Linked DNA regions of Homo sapiens: region 2 is linked to region 1. A link is a contact called in ENCODE Hi-C or POLR2A ChIA-PET data. All regions are on one chromosome and are shown on one strand. Each heading gives the region's core, a stretch centred on a gene start or an enhancer-like site at or near the end of the contact. The rest is flanking DNA. Distances are from core to core; before and after follow the strand shown.

The links. A loop is a pair of places that touch in the nucleus more often than their neighbours do. ChIA-PET counts read pairs that join two places held with the same protein, here RNA polymerase II (POLR2A). Pooled maps may share reads with other maps.
Region 2: a loop to region 1 is called in a map of endothelial cell of hepatic sinusoid, with 4 times the contacts of the local background. The contact joins two enhancer-like sites. A Hi-C loop is called at or near these places in 2 of 168 maps with a recorded cell type or tissue (endothelial cell of hepatic sinusoid and naive thymus-derived CD4-positive, alpha-beta T cell), 3 of 37 single-sample maps with no recorded cell type and 14 of 50 pooled maps. POLR2A ChIA-PET finds 5 or more read pairs at or near these places in 7 of 52 experiments (OCI-LY7, WTC11, activated B cell and 3 more).

Annotation. Positions count from the first base shown.
Region 1 is chr10:62,007,716-62,013,173 of GRCh38, forward strand. The region is part of intron 4 of ARID5B (AT-rich interaction domain 5B); the gene reads left to right. Among named protein-coding and RNA genes, the nearest start is that of ARID5B, 110 kb to the left of the region's middle. Within about 2 kb of position 1,421, at least 2 of the 41 ENCODE cell types and tissues checked have a DNase peak (open chromatin) inside an H3K27ac peak, as active enhancers do; they include OCI-LY7, where a contact is called at or near this core.
Region 2 is chr10:62,081,282-62,086,428 of GRCh38, forward strand. ARID5B (AT-rich interaction domain 5B) reads left to right here. Exons shown (of 10, transcript NM_032199.3): 9 at 4,421-4,619. Among named protein-coding and RNA genes, the nearest start is that of LINC02621, 180 kb to the right of the region's middle. RefSeq lists a silencer at 1,418-1,477. Within about 2 kb of position 2,815, at least 27 of the 41 ENCODE cell types and tissues checked have a DNase peak (open chromatin) inside an H3K27ac peak, as active enhancers do; they include OCI-LY7, where a contact is called at or near this core.

The DNA of each region.
Region 1 (5,458 bases), core at 171-2,670:
TTGATACAGACTGCTGGGGAAAATGAAGTATGTCATTTGCTATTAAAAATCATTCCACATCGCTTATTCCAGAAATACTTGTTTGTTTGTCCCTCTGCATGGAATGTATATCCCCAGATATCACAGATCTGGCTCTTTCCCAGATCATTTGGGCCTTGGCTCAAATATCTCCTCCCCAGGGAAGTCTTCTCTGACCATCCCTCTTCCACAAGCCCAGCTCTATCCCATCACCCAGTGTGTCATTATCTTTCTGTAACTCATCATTATCTGAAATTAACTCCTATATTTGTTTCTTTACATGTTTACAGTCTGTCCCGCCCCCTCCACCCACCTCCCCCGCCCCACAACACACACACACACACACACACACACACACACACACACTGCCACATAAGCTCTTTGTAAATGTATATAGGGATTTTCTGTCTTATTCACAGCCATGTGTGCAGGCAACAGAGCAGTACCCAGCACATAGTAGCTGTAGTAAATATTGGTTACATGAATGGATGGATACGTTTATAGCGTATGTCAGTATCATTGCTATCCCCTGTTTCACAGATAAGGACACTGAAGCACAGCAACATTTCATGGCCAGCAATTGGCAAAATCAGCATACGTGCTCAGTGTCCGTGCTCTTTGCACCTTTACATTAGGCTGCCTCTCAGCCCAGACCCTGCTCAGAAAGAGCTCTCAGACTTCCTGAGATCAGGCTGATGGAAAACAGATAACTGATCGCTAGCTTTCTAGATGATGAATGTACAGTAGATTTTGTAGGATTTAAATAGAGAGATTGGCGTGTTGGGAAGTGGTTAGGAAAGGAATAATCACAAGCATTCAAAATCTGAAACCCACTGGACTGGAATCAAGAAACCCTGGTGCCAGCCACCAATACCCTTCATCTCTGTTATGCCAGCCTCCTTGCCTCAGCCCTTGCTGTCCTTTGGTCTGTTTTTAACACCCCAGCCAGAGCGGCCATTTCTCTGCTCAGACCTCCGGTGGCTTCCCATCTCATCACAGAAACAGAAATGAGGATAGGGCTCTTTAAGAGTGCAAACTATTTAGAAGTTGAAGGGGGCAGATAGTGAACTGCTCTGTGTTCTCATGGACTCTGTGAGACATGGGGTTTCCATGCTGACAGGACTTTCATTATACACCTCTCCGTGATTTTCTGCTTAGAATGCATTGGCTTTCCCAACTTGGCATTATTCTTTAATGAAAAAATTATAGGTCTAATTTCAAAAAAATGAAATGTATGCAAGCTTTCCTGCTTCTGTCACTTTTTTATTTCTGTAGCACATAAATCATTTCCCTTTTTAAAATTAAATTTCGCTTGCCATGATTTGGTAATGGGTTTTCAAAGGAGGCAGAGTAGCCAAGCTCTTGGCACAAGAGCCAGCTGTACTGCCTGCTCAGGAAATCTTCTCATTGCTGGCTGGCGTGGGCCTTGATTCCATCATCTGGGCTTTATGTTCCCTTAGGAAGTTGCCTAGAAATTCTGTGTCTTAAAAGCTCTCCTTAGAGTGGCTGTTTTGGCTCTCCAGGTGCCATCTTGGAGGACTAAGGAACACACTGTGTTCAGCAGAAGAAGATTGGTGCATTCTAATGCTCCTTGAGTGCTTATACATTCATTCCTTGGGCACCAACTATGTTTAAGGCAGAACTCCAGGCATTGTTAGGATGCTAGTGTCTGCTCTCTAGACAACTGAAAAATCAAGTTGTCTGAGATAGGACATGGAGCAAGAGGCCATTACAAATGTTCTTTGTAATCCTCTTAAAAATCTTGCATTTTACCCATGAGCGACCTCAGAGAGGTTAAACAGCTTCTGAAGGGTCACAGACCTGGCATGTTGCTGAAGTAGGGGTTAGCAAAGCAAAACCCCACACACCCCCAGGTCTACTGACCCCAAGGGGCATGCTTTTCTGCTACAAATGCAAGAAGCCTAGAGCTAAGAGTCAGGAGTTATTTTGAAGTTTAAAGGAGAGGATATCTGCCAAAGCTTTGTCCATGGGAAAGTTTGCCATATAACAGACACTACGAGGCAGTTGGCTAAGGGCAAAGTGAGGAGGTCAAACCGTAGGTGCCACCGGAGTTAAAAGATCCATAAAAGAGAGCCCTAATGTCAGAGGAAGCCTCTTAGAGGAAATGGATCTTCAACTGGACCTTGAAGGACACAAAAAGGAGGAAGTTATTTCAGGTGAGGAGGTGGAAAATACTCTGGACTTTGAAGCTCAAAGAGATTGTTTCCTCTGCCATTTTTAGCTTTCTGCACAGACAAAAAGCAGCCTCCACAAGCAAAAACTCTTTTTCTTTTCCTAGAAGATGTTATATTCCCCCGAGGGAGTGAGTACTTGTGAGTCCTCTCACAGACCCCCATCATGGTTAGAACCCAGGGGAAGTTTCTTGGAAGAAAAATCAACTTGTTTCTTATTAAATTGGATCCTTCCCTTGGGCCTATGAGAAAGAAAAGGAGAGAGGCACCAATTTTGCAGCAGTGGTAAAGGAGTGAGGTGCCTGCTTGGTTTCCTGGCTGCTTAATGGGCTGCTTCTAGGCTAAAAGAGTCACTTCAGAATAATCATCTTTAACATTTTGCTTCTTGTCCCTTATGTGTTACTCAGTACTTTTTCAAAGATGTTTTTCCCCCTCTGCCTGTTATTAAAGTTAATGGCTTCAGTTGCATTTCTCTTCGCTAGACTCTAAGCTCCTTGAGGGGGTAAGAATCAACATGTTTGTTGAAATGATACGAAAACTCTGCTAGATCCGAGAGGGCTTCAAATCTCCATCATCTTATCTCTTTTCCTGGATAAGTATTTCGTGACCTCAGTCTTTCAGCTTTAGCTCATTGCCAGTTGATTTCATTCTCAAGGCAGAGTGCCAAACTCAAAAGAACTGGGTTTTTTCTCAATATTTATTTATCTTTTCAAACCAAAGAGACATTGTTCGTAATCTGGTCAGTGTCTTTAGCTAAAGATTGTTCATTTGTTAGGATGCTTAAAAGACCTTTGTAGTTCTGCACAACCTAGAAGGATGTCTTCCTTAGAAAATCAAGGAGCGTACTTAAGTCAGGACAAATGGTAGCCTGTATCCAGAGGTCACTAACAACCTTTCCAACTTGTAACACAGATACCAGAATTCGCCGTGGCCAATCAAGAAACAGTGGCTGGTTGCTTGACAGCATACAGGGCGTTGTCAGGTTTCTAATTAAATGTGGCTCTATGGGTCAGGAATATAATATAGATCACAGTTTGGGCTGGAATCATATCGGAAAGTGTTAAGTAAAAAAGGCTCAGCCAGTATAACATTCTCATATGGAAAACTCCTTGGTAGATGGTACTGATACCCCAAGGATCCTTTATGGATCACTGGCTTACTGCATATGATTGACAGTTGAGGCCTTCTCTTGGGAGAGTTGCATGGAAGATCCTAGAAAGGCAAGTTCATAACACACAGGATTCAGCAGGGCACTTTCCTCGTCCGGTCCCAGGCATGAATATTATATCTTTGAAGTAGGAGATCAAATCTTTTAACAAGGGTATTACACACAACACCAGAAACATGACTTTATCAAGGAGCTGAGTCCCGCTTCATTTCCAGGACATACCCCTTCAGAAAGACAATGGATGTTGGTACTAATTAGTTCTTTTGAGATTTGTCTTTTCTGCAGCACAGTTGCAAGTACCATGCTCTAGAGAATGCATTTTATCCCATAGCTGTTGAAAGAGAGGAAATTGAAATGTGTCAGGACTAGAACAAACCCAGGGACTGTTATGGAGGCCCCAGGAAGTTGCCTTGCAGACCCTTGGTGCCAGTGTCACCTATAGGAGCTGAGGAGGTGGCCTCAGAGACATGGAGAGTTTGGCCCCGCCACTCCCAACCCTGGTAACTGCTCATCCCACCCTCAGTCTTGCCATAAGAGGAATGTCTTGCACATGCAAGAAGATGCCTCATACTTTTCAGAGCACCTCCACCTCTTCTGGCCTCTGCACAACTCTGTAGAACTGGGAGAACAAGTGTCCTTGACCCCACCAGGAAGTTGAAGAAACTGGTCAGGTGAGTCTGTGGCTACACGTTAGCAGAGTAGTGAATGAAGCTAAGGGGAAACCACAGTGAGACTCGGGCACCAGCTACTCGGCCTTTGCTCTTAATGCCATCCCCCAAAATGTGGCCCAGTGCTGAAGGGCACGGCATCACAGCTGTGATTATATACAGCAAACCCTAATTAACCAGAATCTTCCATAAACCAGATGCTCCCCCTCCTTCATCCCCTTAGTACCATATTTCAAGGAGGGGAAAAAAAAAAGTAAATAGTAAAAACAGCTTATATGTTTTTCAAAATATTTTTCTCATTATGAAGTTATTTCTATTACGAAAAGTACAAGTAGAGTAATAATAATAATTGCCACTCTTCTGTGAGCATGTACCATATGTCAGGCCTTATGTTAAGCCCTTTATATACATTATCTTGCTTAATCATTACAGCATCCCTATAAGGAAGCTCGCGTTAACCATCACTTCACAGGGGAGGAAAGAGCGGCTAAGAAAAGTTAAGTAACCTCAGCACTTTGAGAGGCCGAAGTGGGCAGATCCCTTGATCCCAGGAGTTTGAGACCAGCCTGGGCAACATCCCTTCTCTACAAAACAAAACAAAACAAAACAAAAATTAGCCAAGAGTGATGGCACGCACCTGTAGTCCCAGCTACTCAGGAGGCTGACGTGGGAGGATCATTTGAGCCTGGTATGCCAAGGTTGCAGTGAGCCAAGATCACACCACTGCACTCCAGCCTCCCAAGCAACTGGGCGGCAGAGCGAGACCCTGTCTCTATTAAAAAACAAAGAGAAGTTAAATAAGCCAAAGTCACAAAACTAGTAAGTGGTCAAGCTGGATTCCAGTTCAGGTCTGTCTGGCTTCAAAGCTGGTATGCTTATCTACTCTGTTGCCTCCCTAAACATCATCCGCCATCTCATCAGTGTTATCGATTTCCCTCCAGTCTTTTTCAAAAGCACTTTCATTTACTTGAGAACATTTTATTTATGCAATTTCATATGTTAAATTTCTAGTTATTATAAAGCAAACATTTCCCCATATTCTTATAAACATTTTATAAACTCCATTTTAATGATTGCCTAATATTACATAAAATGAATTGATCACAGTTTACATAATCCCTTTTTATTAGAAGTTTATATTGTTTCCTCCACAGTTTTGTTTTGTTGCTGTTATGTATAATATATAATTAATACTATAACAAACATCTTTATACATAAAAGCATCAGCACTTGATGGATTCTAGGAATCTCTTATTGCCAAGATTATTTTCCTTCCAAGCAATAGCAGAGAAATCAGATAATCAGAGCCTGCTGTAGACCTAGGTATCTTCTGAGAACCAGTGCTCAGAATGAAGATCCAGAGTTTCGCCTGGGCTCCAAAGCACAACAGGAAAAAATTTTCTTGAGTGAAT
Region 2 (5,147 bases), core at 1,565-4,064, 75 kb after region 1:
ACCACTTCTTGCCCCCACTCTCTGGATTCAATCAGTTCCAGACATTATTGTAATACCATTTTTCAAGCTCTGTAAATAGATGGATTCTCGTTTTTCCTATTAAGCACTGTTTGCTAAATATTTTGGCCCAAAAGTTCAGTCATTCCATGCAAGCATTAATCAATACAGGAGACATTAGTGGTTACTGGTTCAGATGAGATTTGACATTATTTTTCCTCTGCTTCTGAGGAAGGGAGGGGAATGTTGTGTAATAAAGATGAAGGGTCTTTTCTTCTTTTGTACAAAATGCAAATGATGAGGACATGTGTGATACACACTTCTCTAATGCAAGGCTGCTGGTTTTTGTTGAGAAAGAGAGGCAAGGCCCTGGAGGATTTTAGACTTTGTAAATATAAAATTATCTGCCTTAGTGTTTAAAAAAATAATAAAAGGGAGAAAGAGTTGGCAGGTTGCCAGATTACTTACATTACAGTAATAGATTTGCTGACCCCTGACTTCTGCTGTAGAGAAATGTATTGAATTTTTCATAATATCAGATGAGGCAGATCTAAAAACCTAGTGTACTAAGCACCATTATTTAACTTGAGATTTAGCAAAGCCGAAATCTTTTCAAACCAGCAATTTCATGTATGATGATAATTTAGTGGCTCAGATGCTAACAAATCAAGGTTATAATGCTATTGACTTGTTAATTTTAACTTGGGTTGATTTTAAGTCTTTTTTTTTTTAAGAAAGAAGAATGAGGAGGGGAAAAAATCTTGCTTTTCACAGTGACTGAATTTAATAAGAATCTCCGTGATAGCAAAAGGCCCCCCTACTGTTTCTGCTTTGGGGTGGAAAATGTTATTCTTGTATTATTCCTAGGGAAAAATAAAATCTCATGCTGCTACAAATCTTATGCCTATGGAAAGATGTTATTTTTTAATACATAATGGCTTACCTATTTCAGATCCATTAATCGCATCGTAAATAAGCATTTTGCTAATCTGAAATGTGAAATCTGGATAATAATAAAGGCCCATTTATCTGTCCAGCTTTCAATCCCCAGACTAGATGTAGATCAGGAAGGGGAAAATCTCTGGATTTTCTAATGAATATATTGCTTCTCTTCCCCATTACTTCCACCCACCTAAAAGCCAGCCCCCATTCTTAGAGTTGCAGTCCATTGAAAATATTTCTCCTGTGTAATGAATTCTTGGGGGCTGGAGTGCATGTTTGCTTTTATCTGTACAGTTTAGAAACTGATAAAATCTTTGCTGTGCTACAAATATTTGAGAAATAATCAACCTCAAGGCGCAGGCATGGTGCATTTTACTAAATTCTTTATATAATACAAACCTACTCAGCTTTCTACATAGGGCAATGTTGACCTAATCTAAGGCTAACCTGTTTTTAATGGTACCACATGTACGTTGAACGTTTAAATGTTCAGAAACCTATAATAGCTTTTGTCCTCTTGTACTGTAAAAACTTCTAATAATCATATGATAAGATCATATCCTGTGGGGTAATTGTGTTGTACCATGACAGGATAACTGAAAAAACATTCAGTGAAAATTGCACCAAACGGAAATCACTATATGAAGCAGCGATTGTGTGCCGTGCGAGACCGTGCCCTGTTCTTCAAAGCTTAGCTGGTCATATTTCTACTTGCTTCCTTTTAGCTTCTGCCTTGCTTGTTTTATTTTAGGAGGCTTTTTTCCCCAAGCCACTATAATTATCTTTCAATGATTTAGAAGGGGGGGAAAAAACACTCGGTTGACCTTTACACACACACACACACTCTCTCACACACTCACACACTCTCATATACTCTCTCTGGAAGCCTTGAACAAGTAGGGCTTGTGTTTGGATTCAGTTTTACCTTAGTCATGCCTCTTTCCAGATACAAGAAACATTTAATTCCAGATTTCCTGCTTCTGGCTTTAGGCCTTTGACCAGCAAAGTGAAATGTATTTTTTACTGCTGTCAGCCAGCCAGCTGCTGAGTTGAGTGAAGGGGAGAAAAAAAAAAAAAAATGAAAGAAAAAATGAAAAAAAAAAAAAAGGAACCGAAATGAGAATGGTGCCCTACTTTGTGAACTTGCAAAATTAGAAAAGGAAATTAAAGTCTCCTTAGCACCCATCTAGAGAGCCAGGTTGGCCCAGGGCTCTCAGAACCCAGAGTGAGGGGTCCTTGGGCGTCCATGGGGTGTCTCTCCCACCCAATTCTCTGCTTTCCCTCCTCCTCCTTCCCACACTCAGAGGTAATGCTGTCATTCTTCTCAGTAAAGAGGGTCCCTCGTGGTGTCACCATCTCCATCAGAAAATGAAGCTGGGGGAAGGGTGGTACCAGCAAATTGCTATCATTGGAATACCCAGACTACAGTGTTCCTTGAGTTCCCATGGCAACAAAACAAAAGTAAAACAAACCTATCTGTCCCAACAATAAAATATGTTTCCATTAAAGTCAATTTAAAATATCTTTCCAGTTTAAAATATTCAATGCATTTTGCTCCCAGACAAAAATCCACAACCTGCCAATATTGAAGAGGATAAAGTCCCTGGCAGAACCAGGCAGAAAAAAGGAATTGGGGGGAATGTTGGGGACTTTACAGATGAGACAGAATAAATTCAAGTATGAACAGGATTGCTTTTTTCTCTTTGTGCTTAGTTATGCTTTTTATTATATAAACATTAACTGTAATATTACAGTGGGAAGCAGGTATTTGGCAGCCATATATTATTTTAGTAAGTCTACATAGGGAGGGCAGTTTCCAGTTTTAGCAGCTGTAACATGTTTAAACTCAGTTTGTAATGGGATCTGAAGATAACTATTCCCCATGGGCTCTGTTGATCTTCATGGCTGGCCAACTGCCAGATGTAGGGCTCCAAAGTATTATTCACGCCTCCTTGCTCATACCTTGTCCAAGCATGCTCAGTAAATGAATTTTGTTTCTAATATGCTATAAATTGGGATCTGATTTTCCCATAGTTTTATTGGTATTTTATTAAAGAGCAAAATATTAGGATCACAAATGTCCCCACATCCGTACTGTCAAACCTGAACAATCGTGTATGGTTAAGCAGTTGAGATCCAAATAACATAGATAGAAACCAATTTTAGGATAGCAAACCAATATCCAGACCAAGGAAGTTTTTGCCTGGGAATCTTAGTTTAAAAATAATCAGGATCCCCAATATTTGAACAGACTTATGATGTTTATAAGCCAAGTACATTTTCTTCATTGAGTCAACTTGTCTTATTTAAAACAAATTATGTTTGCTGTATTAAAGTTCATATTTTTAAGGCTGAGTCTTATATTAATCCCACAGTGAGTCATTAATCATACCAAATGCATTATAAAAACTTTAATCACTGAAGTTGAAACTGAGATTGTAATGCAATCCATCCCTTTTAATTACATCAGCTATTTTTCCCTTTCAGATAAAGAGCTACGTCGCAAAGGGAAAACAGATTAAAACTAGAGCTGTTTGATGTTTCTCTTTTTAGAGCAATTTTATGCAGTTTGTTTAAAAAGTTATATAATTTAAATGCTTGAAATTTTCAGGCCTCTGGTTTTTGTGGCTTGCATAGTCTGTCTGCCTTCCTTCTCGCTGGGGCGGTCTTTTACTTAGCACACTAAAACAGAACTCCTAGTGGAGTCCCCTACCCCACTCAGAGCTGTGGGATAAGACTAAACTGTCTCTTGGCCACGCTGTGCTTGCCTCTCATTGACCTTTTTATCTTAGATGTTTCATCTCTATCTTGACATGAATGAAAATAAAATGTTTTCAGATGGGCAGCACTAGGTTCAGATCTCACCTCTAACAAATGGTATGACTCAGGCAAATTGTTTAACCTTTATAGGCCTCAATTGCCTCATATGTTAAAAAAGAGAATAATAATAATACTCCATAGGGATATTGTGGAGTTTACATAAAATAATCTTTAAATGTACCTGGCACATGCTAGTACCTACTAGAATATAAGCTTCATGAGCTCAGAGGCTTTGAATGTTTGGTTCATGGCTGTGTCTCAGTGCCTAGAACACTGCCTATAGTATGTGCTCAATAAATAGTTGTTGATGGACTGGTAAAGCAGCTAGCATTATTGTTGCAGTTTTGTTAGCACTTAGCCAGGTGCCATGGGGAGTGATGGTGATATTGTTAATGTTGGATGCTTCCATTGGTATCTTGGTCTATAGACCCACAAAACCAAAAAGAGGTCTTGCTGAGAAGTATTAAGTTACCAGGTACTGATTTTGACCAAGGAAGCAGAACACTAAAGTGTAGAGTAAGTTTATAGAAGTATAGCACTGTCACTGGAGATGAAGTCATTTAATAATTTGCTTATATTGAGAAAAGAAAGTAAACCCCCATAGCATTGATGCTACTGGAATTACTCAACTGACCGATCATCTCTTCTGTTAACCTTTTAGATTAATCCTACCATATGAAAGATTTATTAAAGGAGAAGAAGATAAGCCCCTGCCTCCAATCAAACCTCGGAAACAGGAGAACAGTTCACAGGAAAATGAGAACAAAACAAAAGTATCTGGAACCAAACGCATCAAACATGAAATACCTAAAAGCAAGAAAGAAAAAGAAAATGCCCCAAAGCCCCAGGATGCAGCAGAGGTGAGTTGCTTTGCTCCATAGAAATACCTCTGGAAGACATGTGCTGCCTCGAGGTCCTTCTGGAGCCCTGAATCCACAGCTGTGTCCCTGCACAGTTGGATGGCTTGATGAAGAAACCAAGAAATCTAAGCTTCACAGTTCCCCACATAGTTCCCCAGTTCCTGAAAGCCTTTCAGCTTGCTCATGAGATGAAATCCAATGCCTAGTATTGAATGAGATAGCCCAGGAATAGAATCTAGAAAGATACAAACATCCTGTAGAAAACTGATAGCAAATGCTCAGGCTTCAAGAGAAAAGGGTCCAGAGCCACACTAACATCAAAGAATTTTACTGTGAAAACATGGCTTCTTGGCCGCTCCACAGCCCGTCTATCTGAGGTGCTGGTGCGACTTTAAAACATATTTTGGGGCTGGACATGGTGGCTCGCGCCTGTAATCCTAGCACTCTGGGAGGCCAAGGCAGGTGGATTGCTTGAGCCCAGGAATTCAAGAAGAGCGTGGGCAACATGGTGAGACCCAGTCTCTACAA